2 separate regions of the Homo sapiens genome follow, and region 1 is linked to region 2. Evidence: chromatin contacts called from ENCODE Hi-C or POLR2A ChIA-PET data. All regions are on one chromosome and are shown on one strand. Each heading gives the region's core, a stretch centred on a gene start or an enhancer-like site at or near the end of the contact. The rest is flanking DNA. Distances are from core to core; before and after follow the strand shown.

Region 1 (6,402 bases), core at 3,760-6,259, 250 kb before region 2:
TTTCTAAAAGGCAGGGATTAACCTGGACTATCTCAAACATTGCTCACAGCTGGGAGATCATGACATTTCAACCCTGACCCAGCAACTGAGATTGGCTTCAGTTTTACGTTGGTTTATACAGAGGTCTGTTTCTACTCTTCTTCAGATTGTAATCTAGGTTTGGGACACCAAATATTCCATTTAAAACATCTAGGGCTGGGTGCTGTGGCTCACACCTGTAATCCCCACACTTTGGGAGGCCGAGGTGGGTGGATCGCCTGAGGTCAGGAGTTTGAGACCAGCTTAAACTTATATAATTATAACTTATATAACTGTATCCTGACTTAGAGCTGATCCTGACCACAGTGGAGCCTCTAGGATGCAGGTGAACACACAGCCAGGGGAACTAGGCATCCCAGCAGAAGATGAGTGTGTGAGCATGAATCCCTCCCTCTCTCTACACAGGGATGTACGCTTCACAAGGCCCTGAACCTTGCAGCCAGCCAGGGGGAAAAGCAGGGCTGGTAGCAGAATCTCTATTTCCCTAGGAAGAAAACTCTGGCTCTTAGAGGTCAAATGAATTTCCTATAGTCCTCTAGATAGGACTGTAAAATATCTGGCTTGAGTTCAGTGTTTTTTCACATAGCTTGGCAGGTCAAGAGAACCAGGGTCTCTTTCTGCATAAACCCAGGAAGGACCTGAATCACCAGCATCCCCTCAGTGAAGAAGAAGCCCTAGCTTGCACATGGGGTGGAGGAAGGTGAAACAAAGGACTCTCACCTGGAGCCAGCACAGAGGATCCTGTACTAGAGAAGGCCTGGCTCCCATGGATGTCCTGAGGCACAAATAACTCATGAGTCCTAGTCAGTCCCTGGGGGGAGTTTGTTAAATGGAATTCTGAAGTAAGCTGAATGATCTGAGCTAAACAGGACTAGACCTTGTTTGAGAATGGGTCTCTACAAATTTAGCTACTTCCCCATGCTTGCTTGTAGCTGGCAAGTTGCATTAAAAATTGTCTACTGATTGCTGTAACATCCATTCTCACTTACATGTTTGTATGTAAGTTCTTTCATTTTAAGAGGAGAGCTCACTGAAGGCCGCTGCCTGGGTGGTAGCAGTAGGCTGTTGGGCAGCAAAGGCTGGGGGTGGGGCCCAGCGGGCTGCTATTGCACCAGCCTTGCTCTGGAGAGCAACTGTTGGTTGTTGAGAAATGGTATGACAATTAGTGAGATGTCATTAGAGTATATAAAATATAAATGGCTATGAACACTAATTTTTGCAGTAGTTAGGGACTGAATGATAGTAAGATTTGCCAGGCACAGTGGCTCATGGTCGTAATCCTAGCACTTTGAAGGCTGAGACAGGAGGATCACTTAATTCCAGGAGTTTGAGGCCACCTGGGCAACATAGTGAGGCCCTGTCTCTACAAACTTTTTTTTTTTTTAATTAGCCAGATGTGGTGATGTGTGCCTGTAGTCCCAGCTATTTGGGAGGCTGAGGTGGGAGGATGGCTTCAGCCTATAAGGTGAAGACTGCAGTGAGCCAAAATCATGCCACTGCACCCCAGCCTAGGCTACAGCGCAAGACTCTGTCTCAAAAAAAAAAATTACTAGAATTATGAAGTAACTAGTGTGCAATTATATTGCAATTGTCTGTTACTTGTCCATAGCTAGACTATAAGGTACATTCAGGTGGGGTCCATCTTTGTCTTTTCACTGATGTCTCACTGTTTATAGAGTTAGGCATTTAAAAATTATTTGTTGAATTAAATTATTGAATGCAGTTGACGATAGAAATGAGTTAACTTTTAAAAATATTATCTTCTAGGCCAGGTGTGGTGGCTCACACCCGTAATCCCAGCACTTTGAGAGGCTGAGGCGGGGGGATTGCTTGAGCTCAGAAGTTTGAGACCAGCCTGGGCAACATGGCAAAACCCCCGTCTCTTGAAAAAAAAAAAAAAATCATCTTCTGGATAAATTAGTTTCACCTTAAATCCATTTTGTAACAAAACAGGGATAAGTATGTTAATGAATGAATGACTAAATAAGTCAATGATCAAAACAGTAAGTGAAACAAATAGGAAATAATACATCAGTAGCCTCTTGACCTGCCTTGGTGGAATGAGGCTCTGGGCATCTCCTGCTCTGAAGAGCATTCTGGGCTCCCCAGAGGTCTGTAGTAGTCCATCCCAATTTTGTTGGAGACCAGAGGAATGAGACCAAGGCCATCATCTCAATTCACACAGGAACCACTTGGAGTTGCTCAGCCTTGCAGCCCAGATTGCATCATGGAACCAAACTAGTCCTGCCAGAATGATGGTGTGAGCAATGTCTGCCTTCTCGGGGACCCTGATTTTTCTTCCTTCCTATGGAGGCTGGAACCATGCTCCATGTCCTAGCACATATTCTCATTTGGGTCCCTCATAGGACTGACCATGTCCCATGTGTCAGCTTTTCCCTCGACTTTCTTCTTCCAAGGCCTCTTCCCATGGTGTCCTGCTCTGCTCTGGGGACAGTGTGTGGGATCTGGTTAACTTGGTGGAAAGGAACAGCCTCCAAGAGACGGAAACTCTCATGGCAAGAATGTCAGACATAACTAAAAGCCAGAGTTGAAGGCATTTCTGGAGGATGGGCCACCGATTCCTTCCTTCTATGGGCCACTTGAGTCACTTGTGTACATGCTAGAGACCAGGCCAGGTGTAGTAGAAGATTAAACACAGGGCCGGGCGTGGTGGCTCATGCCTGTAATCCTAGCACTTTGGGAGGCTGAGGCGGGCGGGTCACGAGGTCAGGAGATCGAGACCATCCTGGTTAACACAGTGAAACCCCGTCTCTACTAAAAACACAAAAAATTAGCCAGGCATGGTGGTGGGCGCCTGTAGTACCAGCTACTCGGGAGGCTGAGGTGAGAGAATGGCTTGAACCCGGGAGGCGGAGCTTGCAGTGAGCCAAGATCACACCACTGTACCTCCAGCCGGGGTGACAGAGTGAGACTCCATCTCAAAAACAAAAAAACAAACAAACAAAAATCCCAAAAAACAGCAACAAGAAGATTAAACACAGACACAGACCTTTTCCCTCCAGAACCTTAGAAATGAATGAAGGGACCAGTAGCTGCACAGATCATTCTAGTAAAGACAATATATAATAAGAGAAATCATTTTTTGTTTAAATATTGATTTGCTGATTCCTATAAAAATGCTTCTTTTGCCCTTTTTTTCTTCCCATGAGCCTTTCTTGCCTCTTCAATGTTATCTGATTGTACTTTCCAGCTCATGGACATTACACAAAATGGCAGTTCCTAGGAAAAGCGAGAATAGAAAAAAAACCATAGCTTTTCAGTCAATTCTTGTTAACACTAGAGCCCGGAAGGGTCATGTAGGTCAATGAACTGTTGCTCCTGGCAATTGAAATAATTTATCCTCTGAAAAAGAGAGATCAGGACTGCCCCAGAGCTAAGTTAAAAACTGTGGGGTTAAGGCAGGGCACAGTAATGCCTGTAATATCTGTGCTTTGGAAGGCTGAGGCAGGAGGAGTGTCTGAGGCCAGGAGTTAGAGACCAGCCTGGGCAACATAGTGAGACATGACTGTGTCACTGTACTCCAGCCTGGACGACAGAGTGAGACTCTGTCTCTAAAAACAGAATAAAACAAAACAAAAAACCTGTGGGACTACCTGAGGTCTAGGACTAGATTGTCAAGACAGGAGAAGGGTAATGACCTGGGCAGCACAGCAAAGGCTTCTGGAAAGGACACACACAGCTTCTTATCTCTGCTCTCTATATCCTGCTCATGACTTCAAGACGTCATGGTGCTTTTCTGAACCTCAGTCTCTTCATTTGCAGCATGGCTATAATATCCATACTATCCACCTCACAGGGTTCTCGTAAGAATAGAATGAGTTACCATATATACATAAACTCCATCCTCAGCACACAACACAGGACTTAGTGGCTGCCTCTCATTTCAGGAGAACTCACATTTCTTAGTTCACTGGGAAAAGGTTGAGATTGGCAAGTATCCCACATCCATTAGAGAGGTGACTCAGCGATTATCCTTCTAAGGATTAAAAACAGCTTTATCAGGCAGCCACTCTGCTGCGATGTACATGATTTAATTCAATTTAATCATCTCAACAACCCTACAAGGAAGGTATTTTCTTCCCCCTTAGACAGAGGATGAAATCAAAGTTCAGAAGAGTTGATTACACCCTGCCTGAATTCACCTAGGGATTTGAACTCAGATCTGTCTGACTTCAGGTTCATTTACTTTTTACTCTGCCCCATTGGCTTTCAGCTTTGATAGATATGGAAATAAAACCTAGCCCTTCACATCAGGCCATTATCCTATACACCCAAGTAGGCCATGGAGAAATGGCCTTTCTCTAAGGGGAAATGGGATCTCTGGAAAAGTCACCTTGCTTCTGGGCCATTGCATGGAGACAGCTGGGGTCCAGTGAGATGCCAGTGCCCAACAAATGGGCACCAGCTCTTCATCCTCCTCTCTCTGTCTCTCTTTCTCTAGCATCACATAGGATGACCTCAAAGCCAACAGCTATGGAATGCATCTTCCTGGCCTCACAGGTCTCTTGAAGCTGCCGGCTGCCCCCAGCAATCAAGCCAGATGGATGTTTTGGGTGGAAGCCTAGCTGGGAAACAGCTTGCGGGCTGAGCAGGGGTGTTCAGTGGGCAAGGGGCAGGCTTCACGCTAACTCTTTCTCCATGCAGTGCTGCTTCCTCCTTCTGGCCTGCTTTCTGATGTCCCCAAGGCCTTTTCAAGTAGGAGTGGAAGGACAGAGTGGATGTGGCCAATCAAGAAACAGCATCCTCTAATCAGGTCACCCAGGCAGCCCCTCATCTAACCCAGCTGGCTCTGAGCCCTTTGCCTGGGGATCATTCTGTTTTGTAACAGCAAGGCTGACCTCAAGCGAGGCCACTTGGTCTGGATCTTTGATCTAAACAAGCACGAGGGCTTTCTCTCTGGAGACTTCTGTCTTGTTGGCAGGTCTCCAGAAGGGGGCGTTGCTGTTGCATGTGTCAATAGGATAGTAAGATTTAGGAACAAGCTGCAGTCGTTTAGGCAAGGGAGGTTGCGAGTTAGTCCTTTGCTCGGACTGCTTTTGTCACCAAGGGTAAGTGCTTGCTGATGACTTTTGCTCCGGTACAGAAGTATCTAAACTTTCCAGAGATGTGTAAAAGAGAGCCTTATAAAATTTAGGAGAACACATCAAAGTTACTAGATAGAAGGTCATTATACAAAAATTAACTTGCATTTTAAGGTACCAACCACAGTTAGAAAATAAAAAAATTTAAAGCTAACACCTATAAAAGAAACAAAAGCTATAAGGTACCAGAAATATATACATGATCTTTATGAAGAAAATTATAAAACTTTACTTGTTTAGGTATTCTTTTTGTTTTGTTTTGTTTTTGTTCTTAGGGTTTTTTAGAGACAAGGTCTCTCTCTGTTGCCCAGGCTAGGGTGCAGTTGGCACCATCATAGCTCACTGCAGCCTTGAATTCTTGGACTCAAGCAATCCTCCTGCTTCAGATTCCCAAGTAACTGGGACTACAGGTGGATGACACCACACCTGGCTAATTTTTTTTTTTTTTTTGTAAAATAGGATCTCACTATGTTGCCCAGCCTGGTCTCGAACTTCTGGCCTCAAGTGATCCTCCTGCCTTGGCCTCCCAAAGTGCTGTGATTACAGATGTGAACCACTGTGCCTGGCCTAGGTATTCTTTAATAGATAGATAAGATGTATTTATGATATGAAGATACAGTGTCATAAATTTCTTTTTTTTTTTTTTTTTGAGATGGAGTCTCACTCTGTTGCCCAGGCTGGAGTGTAGTGGCATGATCTCGGCTTACTGCAAGCTCTGCCTCCTGGATTCATGCCATTCTCCTGCCTCAGCCTCCCGAGTAGCTGGGACTACAGGTGCCCACCGGCACGCCCGGCTAATTTTTTGTATTTTTTAATAGAGACAGGGTTTCACTGTGTTAGCCAGGATAGTCTCGATCTCGTGATCTCGTGATCTGCCTGCCTTGGCCTCCCAAAGTGCTGGGATTACAGGTGTGAGCCACTGCACCCAGCCTTGGTGTCATAAATTTCAATTCTTCCCAAATTATAAATTCTTTGTGACTCCAACCAAATTCACATAGGATTTTTTTTATGGGTCTAGACAGGATGATTCTAACATTGTTCTGAAAAAGGACCAAAAATAGTTAAGAAATTTTGAAAAACACAAGATGAGCGACTCACCCTATAAGACTATAAGACCTGTTAAATTAAGACTGTGTGGCTTTAGCCAAGAAAGAGACAAACAGACCAATAGAACAGAATAGAGACTCGCAAAACAGATCTCTGTACTTATGAAGACTTGATATATGACAGAGGTGACATGCAGATGAGTAGAGAAAGAATA
Region 2 (6,555 bases), core at 2,200-4,699:
CCGGTGTCCTTGCTGATGGCCCGGAAGGAGCTGCCAATCCCAGAACTCTGCATCCTGGCCATGGGGAGAACATGTGTCCATCCCTCTGGCTACAGTGATTGGTTCAGGGATGGGCACATGGCGGAATCTGGACCAATCAGAGGCTTTCCTAGGATTGTTTTAAAAGAAGTTGGTGGTGAGGGCTTTTTGGCTCAGGGAGTCTGGAGGGATGGGAATCTGGAGGGATGGGAATCTAGAGCTCCCAGAGGCTATGTTTGTGGTCACACAGAGAAAACTCATCTCTACTGGAGAGAATGAGAGAGGAGAGACAGAGAAAGAGGGATCATCATGGCACTGAGGCTGGATTCTAGTTACTGGGAGCCCAGGTATGTGTGTGGATGTTCCACTATCCTTCCAATAAAGCCCCATTTTAATTAAACTTATTTGTATTGGGCTTTGATATGGTTTGGATCCGTGTCTTCACTACATCTCATGTTGAGCTGTAATTCCCGTGCTGGAGGTGGGGCCTGGTGGGAGGTAATTGGATCATGGGGGCAGATGTCTCACGAATGGTTTGTCACCATCCCCTTGGTGCTGTTCTCATGATGGTGAGTGAGTTCTCGTGAGATCTGGCTGTTTAAAAGTGGGTGGCTCCTCCCCCACGTCCTTCTCTTGCTTCTGCTCCTGTCATGTGAGATGCCTACTCCCCTTTCACCTTCTGCCATGATTGGAAGCTTCCTGACGCCTCCCTGGAAGCAGATGCTACCATGCTTTCTGTACAGCCTGCAGAACCATAAGCCCATTAAACCTCTTTTCTTTATAAATTGCCCAGTCTCAGGTATTTCTTTATAGCAATGTGAGAACAAACTCATACAGGTTTCAGCCACTCTCAAGAAAGAATAATCTAACTGATGGACTCATCAATGTGCCTGTTTTCTCTGGTTTTCAGTAAACACCATTCCCAGATGGGCAAGAGAAGTTCTGCTGCTGGTCTGGCACTGCTGGCTTCAGAGGCACTGCTGTACCCATGTTTGGGCTCAGAGATGTCAGAGGCCTCTGCTTGTCAGGAATGAAAGGGAGCTAAGGCAGAAGAGTAAAATGATGAAAACATCATGGCCAGATAGAAGCAAAACCAGAGAGCAGAAGTGTGGATTGTTCTTTCTGGGTTTTTATAGGTTTTGCCTGTTTGACTTTCCAATAAGGTTCTTTTGAAGAAAGGGTTGGGCAGCTAAAACAGTTTTTTATTCACTGGCTTAGAAGACCATTAGTTGCCTCCCCCAGTCTAAAATCCTTTATTATTCCACTTTCTTGGTCACCTGGCCTTTGCTGTGTTCACGGGAGGGACTGGCTCAGGCCAAGAATGTGGAGGGGGAGGGGGCAGGGAGGTGATCATGTGGATTGGAAATGGGACTAAGCTTACACCGAAAACTCACAGTGGCCTCAATTCCGTGTCCCCACTTCTGCAGGCCCCTGCTGAGATAAGCCTGGGAATAAGTCAGCTCTGGCGGAGTTTCCGCCTCAGCTGGCCACCCGGTCCTCGCTCTCAGTCTTTGATGCTCCATTGCAGTCAGAAGGGTATGTGTGGGCATGCAGGTGGTCTGCGGGTCTCAGTCCAGCAGGAAAGCAGCTGTTTGCCAAGCACAGGTGCTCTGAGGCCTAGGGGATCTGAAGAGCCTGCTGTGAGTGTGGTCAGATGTCAGGTCAGAGGCAGAGGTGGGAAAAACAGAGGAGAAGCACGTGGGGAAGGAGAATAATGAGTTCCTTCATGACTCTAAAGGCTCTCAGAGTCTGATTTTCAATTATAAATAATCCCAGGATCTGTTCAGAGCTCAACAACAGCCCCTAGTGCCCTGCAGCTGGGCAGAGCAGTCCACGTGGCTTTTTGGATCTTACGTGTGTGACAGCCTCCCGGTTCACAGCCTTTTGAAGTTGATGGAAGAGGCGTTCTGGAAACACAACTGAAAGACGTTTGTCAAACTGAAATCAAAGTTACAACCACATTTGTTTTCTGGGTTTTTGTGCAGATATGTTAACAAGGAATGTTGTGCTTGCAGTGGAGAACATCTGTTTTAGACAGCAATTATTTACTGAGCATCTAATGTGTGCCGGCATACCAGTCCAGCACCAGGTATTTGGGTAGAAGAGGAGGCCTGGAGAAAGAGTCATTGTCCCTGATTTTCATTTTAGTGGGGGAGGCAAGCACTATGATACTATGCTAGAATACAGGCCCTGCCGAAGTGCTCCAGAACCAGCCTCAGAGCAATGAGGAAGGATTTGAGGGCTTGCATGTGAGTTGGCTCTCGCAAGAGCAGAACTGGACAGGAGGACTGAATTCTGAGTCCTGGCGACAAAATTCAGGAAGCAAATGAGAATCCAGAAGTCCAGCACATAAGAGCCAGTGGAAGGGAAGAATCCAGCCGAGGCAGAGGTCTGTGGGGAGGGCCGTGCGTGAGCGGGTGGATCCAGCAAGGCCCACAGATCAGCAAGGAAGCCAGAGAGTGGGACGTTTTTGGTAAAACCCGCTGCTGGTGATGGCCTGGAAAGATGTTTTCTGAGAAAGCTTGGGCAGCTTGAATGCTGGGAGAGGGTGTGGTGGTCCCTGGGGCAGGAGACCCTTCTTTCTGACTCTGTAACCACAGCCCCGGTCTGCTTCATCACTCCGTGGGCAGTGATGGTCTGTGCCCAAAACGCTGTGATTCGAAAAGAGATAATTTGCAGGCAACATGAAGAAGTCCCAAAAAAGACAGTATTAGAAGAAAATGTCCTTCAAGAGTTTTAATGTAGGTGGAGAGAAGGCAGGATGGAATTCAAAATCATGTTTTGAAAGGACATGGTGTCCTTTCAAAGCTCCAAGCGTTGCTTTGCTGTGCTCTGGGCATGCCTTGGGCTGGATGGGAAGAAAAGTGAAAATAAAGTGTGTGTGCATACATGCATGTGCACGTGTGTGTGTGTGTGTGTGTGTGTGGTGTTTTCTAAAATATCAGAGGACAGGATGTCTGACAAAAGACTCTTGTTAAATGTGTTGTTGAATTAAGTTGCCTTGGAAAGAATTTCTAAAAAAGCTTTCAGAATCAACACTTCTCAGTTTCTCAGCAAGGATTTTGCCAGAGCAATAGAAAAAGACATTACATTGTTCCCAATTCAGTTCTAGCACTCTCTTTTTTTCCTTGCATACTGTCTTCACAGGAAGGAAAAAGTTGTCTAAGGGAGGAAGACTCAGGGCGTTGCATCGGGACTCCCCGTTCTCCTCTAAATCCTACCTCTTACGATTCTTTTCAACTCTTTTTCCAAACTTTTAAAGGCTTTGTGGACTTCTTAGAAACCGAAAGTTCCCAAGAATAGAATACGTGTCCACTGGAAGTCCCCGTAGGTGCCCAGGGCTGGCGGGACTCTCTTGGTGGTGTAGGACCTTGCTTGGATGTTGAATGTGTGGGAAGGACACCCACAGGGGGAAACCCAGGATGGTGGACGTGGGGCCAAAATATGCAGCAGCTGCAAAGGATCTGGGTACTTGGCTCTACTGCCCTCTAATGTGAGAGAAGCCCAGATCAACACGGGAGGGAGTGGGCGTTAGACAACCTGCAAAGAGACAGATCTGAGAGGTGCGGCTCCCCGTGGACTTAGTGTCTTTCAGTGAAACCACCGTTCACTCCTGAAGATCTGAAGATGGAGGAAGTTTTTCCCATCCTACTCTCCCCTTTTAATTTCCTAAGCAAAATATCATTTCATCTTTCTCAGTCCATCTTTTGTGTCTGATGAATGGATTGAGCTAGATAATCTCTAAGGTCTTTCCAGCACTAACCTCCTATGCAAGGTTGGCTGCATAATTTGCAGGGCCTGAAAATGCAAGGCCCTCCTTCGAAAATCAAGGAAAAATGATGTGAAAATTACTAAAACATAAAATTCCTTCCTTTCCTCTGTACTTTCCCTCTCGACTTGTCATGAAGTTTTTAAAATTTATTGTTGTTCTAAGAAAAGAAAAATTAAAATTTAATGATATTAGCATAAAATGGCAATTTTAAATGTAAATAGAAGAACATTTAAATTTTACGCAGAATCACTAAAATTATACAATTTATATTTCTCAGTTTGTACATTCATATATATTTTGTGTTTGCCAGAACAATGGAAATGCTATACAAAATGAGCTCAGATTGTTTTCATTTCATTTTTTTGTATGAGGACTTTCTACCAACAGTCTGTACCTTTGACTTACTGATGAGTAAAGAAAAACTGAGCTGGGTGCACAGGCTCACACCTGTAATCCCAGTGCTTTGGGAGGCTGAGAGGGGAGGATCACTTGAGGCCAGGAATTTGAGACAACCCTGGGCAACATAGTGAGACCCTATCTCCACAAAAAAATTAAAAATTAGCTTGGCGTGGTGGTGCAGGCCTGTAGTCTTAGCTACCCTGGAGGCTGAGCTGGGAGGATCGCTTGATCTCAGGAGTTCAAGACTGAGAGCCATGATTGCAACACTGCACTCCATCCTGGGCAACAGAGCAAGACCCTCTCTCTTTTTTGAAAGAAAAGGAAAGGAAAAAGAACAACTGAAGGGAAAAGGAACTATGAGTTGCCCCATTTCCCCCTGTCCTTCTGTGTCACCATTTTCACCGTAATTGGTTGGCTAATACAGGAAAATCACATGAGTAAGAAAGCAAAAAGCTGATACAGGAAAAAAAATCAACTGTTTCTGTAAAAAGTAATAAAAAAGGAGCCATCACAGGATCTTTAATATACAAAGATGTTACAAGAAGAAAGAAGGAAAGTAGTAGGAAAAACAAATATCAAATGAAGTGCAGACTCTAGAAGAATGTTGCAGCCCATGTCATAAAACTATGACATTAAAAAAGAATGAGGCCGGGCATGGTGGCACATGCCTGTAATCCCAGCACTTCGGGAGGCTGAGGTGGATGGATTGCTTGAGGACAGGAGCTCCAGACCAACCTGACCAACATGGTGAAACTCCATCTCTACTAAAAATACAAAAAATTAGCCAGGCATGGTAGTAGGCACCTATAATCCCAGCTACGTGGGAGACTGAGGCAGGAGAAGCGCTTGAACCTGGGAGGTGGAGCTTGCAGTAAACCAAGATTGTGCCACTGCACTCCAGCTTGGGCAACAGAGTGATACTCCATCTCAAAAAGAAAAAAAAAAAAAAAAAAGGCCATACCACTTACCTGTTAAAATGGCCAAAATCCAAATCCAAAACACTGCCAACACCAAATACTGGCAAGGATATGGAGCAATAGGAACTCTCATTCATTGCTGGTGGGAATGCAAAACGGTAGAGCCACTTTGCAAAGCAGTTTGGTAGTTTCTTACAAAACTAAACATACCCTTACCATACGATCCAGCAATCATGTTCCTTGGTATTTACCCAAATGAACAAAAACTTGCACACAAATGTTTAGAGCAGCTTTATTTATAACTGTAAAACATGGAAGCAACCAAGATATGCTTCAGCAGGTGAATGGATAAATAAACTGTGGTACATTTAGACAATGGAATATTAATTAGTGCTAAAAAGAAATGAACGATCAAGTCATGGAAAGACACGGAGGAACCTTAAATGCGTATTACTAAGTGAAAGAAGCCGATCTGAAAAGGCTTCATATGATACCAACTATATGACATTCTAGACAAGACAAAACTATGGAGACAGTAGTAAGATCTGTGGTGGTCAGGGGTTTGGGGGAGGGAGGGCTGAAATGGCGGGGCACAGAGGATTTTTAGGGCAGTGAAACTACTCTCTATGATAGTATAATGGTAGATACATGCCATATATCTGTCCAAATCCATAGAATGTACAACTCCAAAAGTGAAGCCTAATGTAAACTATGGCTTTGGGTGATATTGATTTGTCATTGTAGGCTCATCATTTATAACACGTGTATCCCTCTTGTGGGGGATGTTGATAGTGGGGTGGGGGCTATATGCACATGCAGTCAGGGAGTATATATGAATACTGTATTTTCTGCTCAATTTTGTTGTGGACCTAAAACTGCTCTAAAAAATAAAGTCTATTTAAAAAAAAAATATGACTGGGCACAGTGGCTCGTAATCCCAGCACTTTGGGAGGCCAAGGTGGGTGGATCATTTAAGCCCAGGAGTTCAAGAGCTACCTGGGCAACATGGCGAAACTCTGTCTGTATTAAAAGTACAAAAAAATTAGCTGGGCATGGAGGTGCATGCCTGTAGTCCCAGCTACTCCGGAGGCTGTGGTGGGAGGATCTCTCTCTCTCTCTCTCTCTCTGTCTCTCTCTCTCTCTCTCTCTTTTTTTTTTTTTTTTTTTTTAAGGCAGAGTCTCAGTCTGTGGCCCAGGCTGGAGTGCAGTGGCACAATCTCAGCTCACCGCAACCTCCGCCTCCTGGGTTCAAGTGATTCTCCTGCCTCAGCCTCCCGAGTAGCTGGGGCTACAGGCATGCCACCACGCCTGGCTAATTTTTGTATTTTTAGTAGAGACAGGGTTTTGCCATGTTGGCCAGGCTGGTCTCAAACTCCTGACCTCAGGTGATCTACTGGCCTCAGCCTCCCAAAGTGCTGGGATTACAGGCGTGAGCCACCGCACCTGGCG

Evidence for each region. Hi-C counts contacts between places; a loop is a spot of excess contacts on that map. ChIA-PET counts read pairs that join two places held with the same protein, here RNA polymerase II (POLR2A). Pooled maps may share reads with other maps.
Region 1: a loop to region 2 is called in a pooled map, with 2.7 times the contacts of the local background. The contact joins two enhancer-like sites. A Hi-C loop is called at or near these places in 1 of 168 maps with a recorded cell type or tissue (OCI-LY7), 7 of 37 single-sample maps with no recorded cell type and 10 of 50 pooled maps. POLR2A ChIA-PET finds 5 or more read pairs at or near these places in 1 of 52 experiments (WTC11).

The regions. Positions count from the first base shown.
Region 1 is chr2:38,507,123-38,513,524 of GRCh38, reverse strand. The region is part of intron 1 of LINC02613 (long intergenic non-protein coding RNA 2613); the gene reads left to right. Among named protein-coding and RNA genes, the nearest start is that of LINC02613, 5.4 kb to the left of the region's middle. Within about 2 kb of position 5,009, at least 15 of the 41 ENCODE cell types and tissues checked have a DNase peak (open chromatin) inside an H3K27ac peak, as active enhancers do.
Region 2 is chr2:38,257,530-38,264,084 of GRCh38, reverse strand. No RefSeq gene overlaps it. Among named protein-coding and RNA genes, the nearest start is that of ATL2, 120 kb to the left of the region's middle. Within about 2 kb of position 3,449, at least 3 of the 41 ENCODE cell types and tissues checked have a DNase peak (open chromatin) inside an H3K27ac peak, as active enhancers do.